Linked DNA regions of Homo sapiens: region 1 is linked to region 2. The links are chromatin contacts, found by Hi-C or POLR2A ChIA-PET in ENCODE. All regions are on one chromosome and are shown on one strand. The core of a region is the stretch at or near the end of the contact, and the rest is flanking DNA. Distances in the headings are between cores, read along the strand shown. Region 1 has its middle 47 kb from the start of LINC02084. Region 2 has its middle 75 kb from the start of SLC4A7.

Region 1 (4,464 bases), core at 361-2,860, 110 kb before region 2:
TTTGTATTTTTGTAGAGAAAAAGTTTAATCATTTCGTCCTGCTCTCAAACTCCTGGGTTCAAACAATCCACTTGCCTCATCCTCCCAAAGTGCTGGGATTACAGGCATGAGCCACAGTGCCCGGCCTTTATTGGCTGCCTTTCCTTCCCTGTCTTACTTCTCTAATCTGCTGGTATTCCCCACACTTCCTAAATAAACTCTCATATGGGAACTTTTATTTCAGAATTTGCTTTCAGGTAAAGCCAAATAAGACAACTTTGAAACATTTATTTAACCAATATTTATTGAATGCCTGTGGTATACCAGGCTCTGTGATGAACCAAATGACACGGGCCTTGCCTTGTTTTAAACTACATGCGATCTTCCCCTTCCTTTCTCTTCCTGTTCCTGCTGTTGAAATCGTCAGTCTGTTTCTCCTCCATTCTATCCTACACGTGAATTCCAGAATCACCATAATAATACCATTTTCATTGTAACACCATCATGGCTTCTCATGACCAAAACACAAATTTCAGATTTTTTAAAATGGCATTTGAGGGCATGATAATTTACCCCTCATCTTTGTTTCCCAGCAGTCTCAACTGTTGTTTCTCCTCTTTCCCCATGTATATCCTGTGACCTTGCCTTCCCAGAACAATGGGATAAGCATAAGGCTGAGATTAAGCACATGAACTTTGGAGCCAGAAGCCTGGTTCTCCCACCCAATATCAAATACCAGTGTAACTTTAGGCAAGTTATTTTACTTATCTGTGCCTCTGTAAAATGGCACAGCAATACCTCCTCTACAGAGTCACTGTGAGGGTTAGCTGAGATAATACATATAAAGCACACAGAACAGTAGCTGAGCACTCTGCAAGTGCTGTTATTATTGGTGGTTGTTTGATACATCCCATGTGGAACATACCACAAGTGTTTGTGTTGTGCCCTGTCTGGACAATTTTTTTTTCCATTTAACAAACTCCTTCAAGACCCTACTCAAGTATTAACCTTTCTATGCAGTTTTCTCTTATCAGCTCCTTACACTCAACTCTAAGAATTAATTGCACTTGGTTTTTCAAGTCTGTAATATTTTTTATGTATGTCTATTTCTGCACTTATAACATTATATCATGATTAATTGAGTGTGTGTGTGTGCACGCATGTGTGTGTGTGTATCTCCTATCTCCCATGTGAACTGTGAGCTCCCTGTGGGGGGGGGGGGGATGGTATCTTTTTCATCATTAAACCTCCAATGCCCAGTATAATGCCTGGAGTATGATTGGTGCTCCATAAAATTAGTTTAATGTAAGAATGAGCAAGTGGGTAAATGAATGAATGACTGAAATTGCTGCAGAAAATAGGGTGGGACCTACATCGAGAGCCCACCCATCTTCCACCCCTTTCTTGAGACTTCCAGTATAACGGGAGGCATCTTACCTGATCCTCCAACAATCTATTTGTTTCATATACCCTCATTGGTATTCCCCCAACCCCCCCATACTACCTTCTTTCTAATACTTCCCTTCCAGGCCAGAAGAGCATAAGGATGAGACTGCTGAAAGATGCTCAGCATTTGAACAGAGGCAGGTTGCCATGGCAACCATCCACAAAAAGAGTGGCAGCATGTGCTACTATTTCTCAGACCTGGCTCCCAGCCCGGCCCTGGCTGGTGGGAGGCAGCAGAGAGACGCTGTGTAGCATTTCCACATTACAGTTTGTGCTGCACCCCATTGCTTCCTCATTTCATGCTGCGGTTGTGAGTTTTACAGTTTGCTTTTCTGTAGGAATTTTGTTTTCTTTAGGTTTGTGGTGGTAGAGGCAGGGAGGAATGAGCAGACTGAACCCAAGCCATCTTTTAAAATGTTTCTAAATTAGCAGGAGTCTACCCTTGGTCTCCTGTTTTTATCCCATAGAAATGTTTTGGGGATTAGTGACAGGAAGCCCTGCTTAGTGCTTAAGAGCTGCTTTGTGAGGAAAAGATTATTGTTGAGCCAGAAACAAGCCACAGGTGTGTTGCATTCAGACCTTGAGTAGAGGATAGGGCTGGGAGGACTTATTCCTGTAGCTTTGTGCTTTCAGGACTGTTGTTGTTTACTGGGTCTTTCGCCAAAGTCACATGGGAGACAAGTTTGCATTTCCTGTAAAAACAGCTGTGGGAGACTTCATTACAATAAGTAAGAGTCTAGTGATAGATTCTGAGAACTCAGTACCAGGAAAAGCTTCTGTTTCTTCATGAACTGTGGCTTATTTTTTCTACTAATGGACAGTGGACATCATATAATTGCTGGAAGTTCTGAGCTACATATTATGTTCCAAATACTAGTTTCCTTTTTTCTTTTTTTTCCTGGTTTTTTATATTTATTTTATTTTATTTTTTGAGACAGAGTCTCTCTCTGTTGCCCAGGCTGGAGTGCAGTGGCATGATCTCGGCTCACTGCAACCTCCGCCTCCCGGCTTCAAGCGATTCTCCTGCCTCAGCCCCCTAAGTAGCTAGAATTATAGGTGCACGCCACCACGCCTGGCTAATTTTTTTGTATATTTTAGTAGAGACTGGGTGTCACCATGTTGGCCAGGCTGGTCTCGAACTCCTGACTTCAGGTGATCTGCCCACCTTGGCCTCCCAAAGTGCTGGGATGACAGGCGTGAGCCACCGTGCCCGGCCCCAAATACTATTTTCCTTATTCAGCAGGTCTTATTACAATATATTTTATTACAAGCATGTAATAAAATATGTAATAAAAATACAATAAAATGTAATATTTTATTAGGAATATTACAATATACCTTTTTTTAGCCATTTTGGACCTGTGAATTTTTTTTTTTTTTTTTGAGACAGGGTCTTAATCTGTCACCCAGGCTGGAATGCAGTGGCATGATCTCAGCTCACTGCAGCCTTGACCTCCTGGGTTCAAGCAATCCTCTCACTTCAGCCTCCTGAGTAGCTGGGACTGCAGCCACACCACCACACACAGCTAACTTTAAAATTGTATTGGAGACAAAGTGTTGCTTTGTTCCCCAGGCTAGTCTCGAACTCCTGGACTCAAGTGATCCTCCCGTCTCAGCCTTCCAAAGTGCTGGGATTACAGGCATGAGCTACTGTGCCTGGCGGGGCTGTGATTTTATTAGAAATTATCATCTATCCTTTTGGTAAATGAGATTGGAACCAGAATGTACCTGGTATGTTGAAGAATCTTATAATAACATATTTGCCCCATAATTTCCACTGACTCCGCCAGGTTGAGTCCTCATCTAACAATATAGCCTTTCCTTTCATTTGAAAAATGACTCATTTGGTTTTAAAACTCAGTCCTGTTCATTTGTTTATTTTTATTTTACTTTATTTTTTTGAGATGGAGTTTCGCTCCATCACCCAGGCTGGAGTGCAATGGCGCAGTCTCCACTCACTGCAACCTCCGCCTCGTGGGTTCAAGCGATTCTCCAGCCTCAGCCTCCCAAGTAGCTGGGATTACAGTCACCCGCCACCACGCCCAGCTAATTTTTGTAGTTTTAGTACAGATGGGGTGTCACCATATTGGCCAGTCTGGTCTTGAACTCCTGACCTCAGGTGATCTGCCTGCCTTGGCCTCCAAAGTGCTGGGATTACAGGTGAGAGCCACCACGCCAGGCCAGTCTTGTTCATTTAACACTTCAGTCTCGTTTCTTGTTCAAATGATTCCTTCTCCTCAACCATCTTGACTCCTTACCATCTTCCATATACTAGACTTGAGAATCTACTGGCCGGGAGCCAACGGTGAATGGGACATGGCAGAATGGCAATTGCCCAAGGCAGAGTTGTAATCCCCTGACCTAGCTCTTATCTGTAAGTTCCCATAGGCCAAGATGACAAGAGGCCACCCCAAGCAGTTCTCCATGAGTGACCCCTTTGAAAATTCAGCCACTTTGTCTGGCCGCATTCCAGCTTATGGCAGCATCCTCTGCCCATGCCGTTGTGGTCTTAGACATGGCCGTAACACAGAATCATCTTCTGGCCCTGGCCATCTCTTCTTCACTTGGACGTGTGTTCCTCATCCCTTTTCTCGTCTATAAATTTATCCTGACCACAAGGCACCCCTGGAGTCTCTCTGAATCTGCTGTGATTCTGGGGGCCGCCCAATTCACAAATCGTTCATTGCTCAATTAAACTCCAGTAAATTTAATTCGGCTGAAGTTTTTCTTTTAACACAGCACACCAGCAGGCCTGAGTGCCTGGTGGCTATGAAGAGAACACGATGTCAGTGGGCCCCAAACATCAGGGTGATTCTCTGATGCCCTCCCACACTTGGGTTTTGAGTTGTGAAAAGAGGAGGCAAAATAACTTCACAAATGCATCATGTCCCCTCCTCCAAAGGTGCCTCTCCTCAGGCCCCTCTCGTGTGGACTAGGGTGTGTGGGAGGGTGGAGAACATTTTGCTGGCCCTTTGACGAGCCCGGCCCTTCTCATGAAGCCCTGTGGTGAGGCAGCTGGGCCCAGCCTCTGCAGATCCT
Region 2 (4,617 bases), core at 893-3,392:
TCAAAGTGCTGGGATTACAGGCATGAGCCACCGTGCCCAACCTTATTGCATCTCAATTCATTCCCTGTATCCCATTACCACCCGCCTGCCCCATACTACAGCCTCAGCAAGCCATTTACTGTTATCCCTCATGCTTTACCTAAGACCACTCCTATTTCTTGGCCTGGCTGTGGCTCATGCCTGTTATCCCAGCATTTTGGAAGGCCAAGGCAGGAAGCTCTCTTGAGGCCAGGAGTTCGAGACCAGTCTAGGCAACATAGCAAATTTTGTCTCTACAAAAAAATTTTAAAAATTAAAAAATCATCTGGGCATGGTGGCACCCGCTTGTAGTCCCAGCTACTCAAGAGGCTGAAGTGGGAGGATTGCTTAAGCTCAGGAGTGTGAGGCTGTGATGAGCCATGATCATGCCACTGTACTCCAGCCTGGATGACAAAGCGAGATGCTGTCTCAAAAATAAATAAAGCCATTCCTTCTTTTTGTATTGCCTTTCTCTCAAATTTCTGGCTGTCAAAATATTACCTGTCTTTAGGACTCAGCTCAAATTAGGGGCAGTACAGCATAGTCTTTTCTTTTTTTTTTTTTTTGAGACGGAGTGTCTCACTCTGTCATCAGGCTGGAGTGCAATTCTCACTGCAACCTCCGCCTCCTGGGTTCAACTGATTCTCGTACCTCAGCCTCCTGAATATGTGGGACTACAGGCACGCACCACAACATCCGGCTAATTTTCATATTTTTAGTAGAGACGGGGTTTCACCATGTTGGCCATGATGGTCTCGATCTCCTGACCTGGTGATCCATCTACCTCGGCCTCCCAAAGCGCTGGGATTACAGGCGTGAGCCTCCGTGCTCGGCCTTTTTTTTTTTTTTTTTTTTTTTTGAGACAGAGTCTTGCTCTGTCACCCAGGCTGGAGTGCAGTGGCCCAATCTCAGCTCACTGCAAGCTCCGCCTCCCAGGTTCACGCCATTCTCCTGCCTCAGCCTCCTGAATAGCTGGGACTACAGGCGCCTGCCACCACGCCCGGCTAATTTTTTGTGTTTTTGGTAGAGATGGTGTTTCACCATGTTAGCGAGGATGGTCTCGATCTCCTGACCTCGTGATCCGCCCGCCTCCCCTCGGCCTCCCAAAGTGCTGGGATTACAGGCAGGAGCCACCGTGCCCGGCCCTTTTTTTTTTTTTTTTTTTTTTTCTCTAATTAGCCCTAGTACTCTAGAAAACAGAGCCCAAGGCAGGGATTAAAGTGCTAATGCTTCCTTTGAGAAGTGCAAACCCACAGCAGCTGGGATGGGGAAAAGGGGAAGTGGGGCAAGAAAAGATGTGGAGCAATATAAAGTAATGTTTTACTCTGTTGTACAATATAAAGTAATATATTGCACAATATAAAGTAATATATAAAGTGCAATATAAAGTGCAATAATATAATGTATATATTATATATTAATATATATTAATGTTATATAATTATAATATTATAATACTATATTAAGGTAATATATAAAGTGCAATAATAATATAAAATTGCAATATAAAGTAATGTTTTACTCTGTTGTGCGGGTGCGTGCTCAGCACACAGAACTTCTCTCACATTGAGGTTGTCCGTGGAAGAGAGGAAGGTAGACGAAACCCTGTCTCCCGCTTCCAGTTGGCCAAAGTGTGTTTTTTGTTGTTGCGGTTTTGTTTTGTTTTATTTGAGACAGAGTCTCACCTTGTCACCCAGGCTGGAGTGTAATGGCGCGATCTCGGATCACTGCAACCTCTGCCTCCCAGAGTTCAAACAATTCTCCTGCCTCAGCCTCCGGAGTAGCTGGGATTACAGGCGCCCACCACTACGCCCAGCTAATTTTTGTATTTTTAGTAGAGCCACGTTGGCCAGTCTGGTCTGGAACTTCTGACCTCAGGTGATCCGCCCACCTTGGCCTCCCAAAGTGCTGGAATAACAGGCATGAGCCACTGCACACGGCCCTAATTGGCGAAAGTTTGCTCTGCAGGCAGAAACTACCTTGCATTCCTGCTTGCATCATTCTTTCCTTTTGCCTATCTGATCCTATGCCCTGCAGCACAGCATTTCATCCAAATCCGGAAGCAGTGGGAGAAGCCAGACATTCTGGAAGAGCGTCTGCTTGATCCAGCTGCAGAGCACTAGCCAAGGGGGAGGGCCTAGTTTGTCCTCAGCTGCGGTATGATTGAGGAGGTGGACCATGCCAGAGGATATGAGAAGTCACAAAGCATCTGTGTCCGTGCAGCATCTAAGAGAGTGGGTTCTAAAGAACATAGGAAAAGACCATTTCCTACCACTCACCAGCTGCGTGACCTGGGTAAAACACTTTATGCCAATGTTTTTTCTTTTTTCTTTTACCTTCTTATTTTTAAATAATTCTAAACTTACAGGAAGTAGCAAAAATAGTACAAAATTTCCACTATACCCATCACTCACTGCTATGGACTGAATGGTGTCTCCCCACAATTCATATGTTAAAGCCCCAACCCTCAGTGTGATGGTATTTAGCCTGGTGCCTTTAGGAGGTGATTTGGTTTAGATGAGGTCATGAGAGTTGGGTCTCATAATGGAATTAGTGCCCTTAGAAGAAGAGGCACCAGAGAACTTGCTACCCCCCTGCCATGTGAGAACACAGTAAGAAGACAGCCATCTGTAAGCCAGGAAGAGAGTTCTTATTAGAACCTGATCATGCTGTACCTTGATCTTGGACCTCCATCCTCCAGAACTATAAAAAAAATAGACTTCTGTTGTGTAAGCCACCTAGTCCGTGGTATTCTGTTATAGCAGCCCAACCTGCCATATGTCACCAATTGTTAACATTTTGCTGCATTTGTTTTATCATTCTTTCCTTCTCTCTCTCTCTCTCCATACACATGAATGCACACACATCTAATTATTACAGTTTTCTGAAGTATTTGAGAGGAAATTTATGACATCATGCCCCTTTATTCCTAAATACTTCAGAGTAAATTTCCTATTAACAAGGACATTCGGCTGGGTAAGGTGGCTCACGCCTGTAATGCCAGCACTTTGGGAGGCCGAGGCAGGCAGATCACCTGAGGTCAGGAGTTCAAGACCAGCCTGACCAACATGGAGAAACCCCGTCTCTACTAAAAATACAAAATTAGCCGGACATGGTGGCACATGCCTGTAATCCCAGCTACTCGGGAGGCTGAGGCAGGAGAATGGCTTGAACCCGGGAGGCAGAGGTTGCTGGGCAACAGGAGTGAAACTCCACCTCCAAAAAAAAAAAAAAAAACCAAGGACATTCCTGGCCAAGTGCAATGGCTCATGCCTGTAATCCCAGCACTTTGGGAGGCTGAGGCAGGTGGATCACAAGGTCAGGAGTTCAAGACCAGCCTGGCCAAGATGGTGAAACCCAGTCTCTACTAAAATTACAAAAATTAGCTGGGCGTGGTGGCGAGCGCCTGTAATCCCAGCTACTTGGGAGGATGAGGCAGAGAATTGCTTGAACCTGGGAGGCAGAGGTTGCAGTAAGCCAAGATCACACCACTGCACTCCAGCCTGGGCAACAAAGCGAGACTCCTTCTCAAAAAAAAAAAAAACAAGGACATTCCTTATATAACCAGAAAATAATGATCAAAATCAAGAGATTTAGCATTCATACAATAATACGATTATCTATCTAATCTACAGTCCATATTGACATCTCACCAATTGACCCAGAAACGTCCTTTATAGCAAATTCTCCCCATGTTTGTTCTTATTTGGTTAATGGGAACAATGACAGTGCCCTCTCATAAGATTGTTATGAGAATGACATGGTGTGACATATATAAAACACTCCAATACAGTGCCTGGCTTATAGGAAAAGTTCGACAACTGCTAGCTACTTCTATCATGTTTATAATTTCTTCAGTGAAAACTTTTCCAGTCCCCTTTCCGTCAATTCAGAATCAGCCTCTTCCAACTATATTTTCTTATCAGTGTATTTCTACATTCTTGATTGTACTTTCACGTATAGCCTTTTTTTTTTACAAGCTTTTAAAGACCCATTCCTAATTCCTCTTTGCTTCTTCCAATGGCACCAAGCATAGCACCTTGTACATAATAAGCCTCCATCAATTTTGGCAGAATTTAATTTCTTTGGATGAAGTGGAGGGTTGATTAAGGTGACTAGAGGAAATGTATCTCACAGTATTGCAATAGTAGATACAATTCTGCTTTTAAAGAGTTTATGTTTCATGTCAGGGAGAAATACACAAGTGAAAAGTTACAGAAAATAAGAAGATAACATTATATATCTTAAAACAGCCTCTGAGAAAGGTTTGAAAAGTAGGAGGAATAAAGAAAGAGGAGTTCTGGGAGCTCAGAGAAGCAAAAGGATCACATGGGAAGGAAAATAAAAAACTTCCAGAGACTGCTCAGCATGGCCTCCTCAGCAGAAGGGACTTCACGGAGGCCTGATAAACTAAAGTACTAAAAGACAAAGTTCTCAGTTCTACTTTCCCAAGGCTGTGGATCTGGGAAAACAGTTGAATTACATCTTGGCCTTCCTTGCTGAGATTGGGTTTTGGCCAAAGGACATGAGCAAAAGTGATGTGAGCCATTTCCAGGCCTGGCCCATAAAAAGCTCCCATGTGTGATCTCCCACTATTTC

Evidence for each region. Hi-C counts contacts between places; a loop is a spot of excess contacts on that map. ChIA-PET counts read pairs that join two places held with the same protein, here RNA polymerase II (POLR2A). Pooled maps may share reads with other maps.
Region 1: a map of chondrocyte shows a loop between it and region 2 (2.1-fold over the local background). The contact joins two enhancer-like sites. A Hi-C loop is called at or near these places in 5 of 168 maps with a recorded cell type or tissue (Right ventricle myocardium inferior, chondrocyte, endothelial cell of hepatic sinusoid and 2 more), 1 of 37 single-sample maps with no recorded cell type and 1 of 50 pooled maps. POLR2A ChIA-PET finds 5 or more read pairs at or near these places in 4 of 52 experiments (A673, MCF 10A, activated naive CD8-positive, alpha-beta T cell and 1 more).

What each region holds. Positions count from the first base shown.
Region 1 is chr3:27,664,085-27,668,548 of GRCh38, reverse strand. No RefSeq gene overlaps it. Among named protein-coding and RNA genes, the nearest start is that of LINC02084, 47 kb to the left of the region's middle. RefSeq lists a silencer at 1,645-1,694. Within about 2 kb of position 1,610, at least 3 of the 41 ENCODE cell types and tissues checked have a DNase peak (open chromatin) inside an H3K27ac peak, as active enhancers do.
Region 2 is chr3:27,557,521-27,562,137 of GRCh38, reverse strand. No RefSeq gene overlaps it. Among named protein-coding and RNA genes, the nearest start is that of SLC4A7, 75 kb to the right of the region's middle. Within about 2 kb of position 2,142, at least 5 of the 41 ENCODE cell types and tissues checked have a DNase peak (open chromatin) inside an H3K27ac peak, as active enhancers do.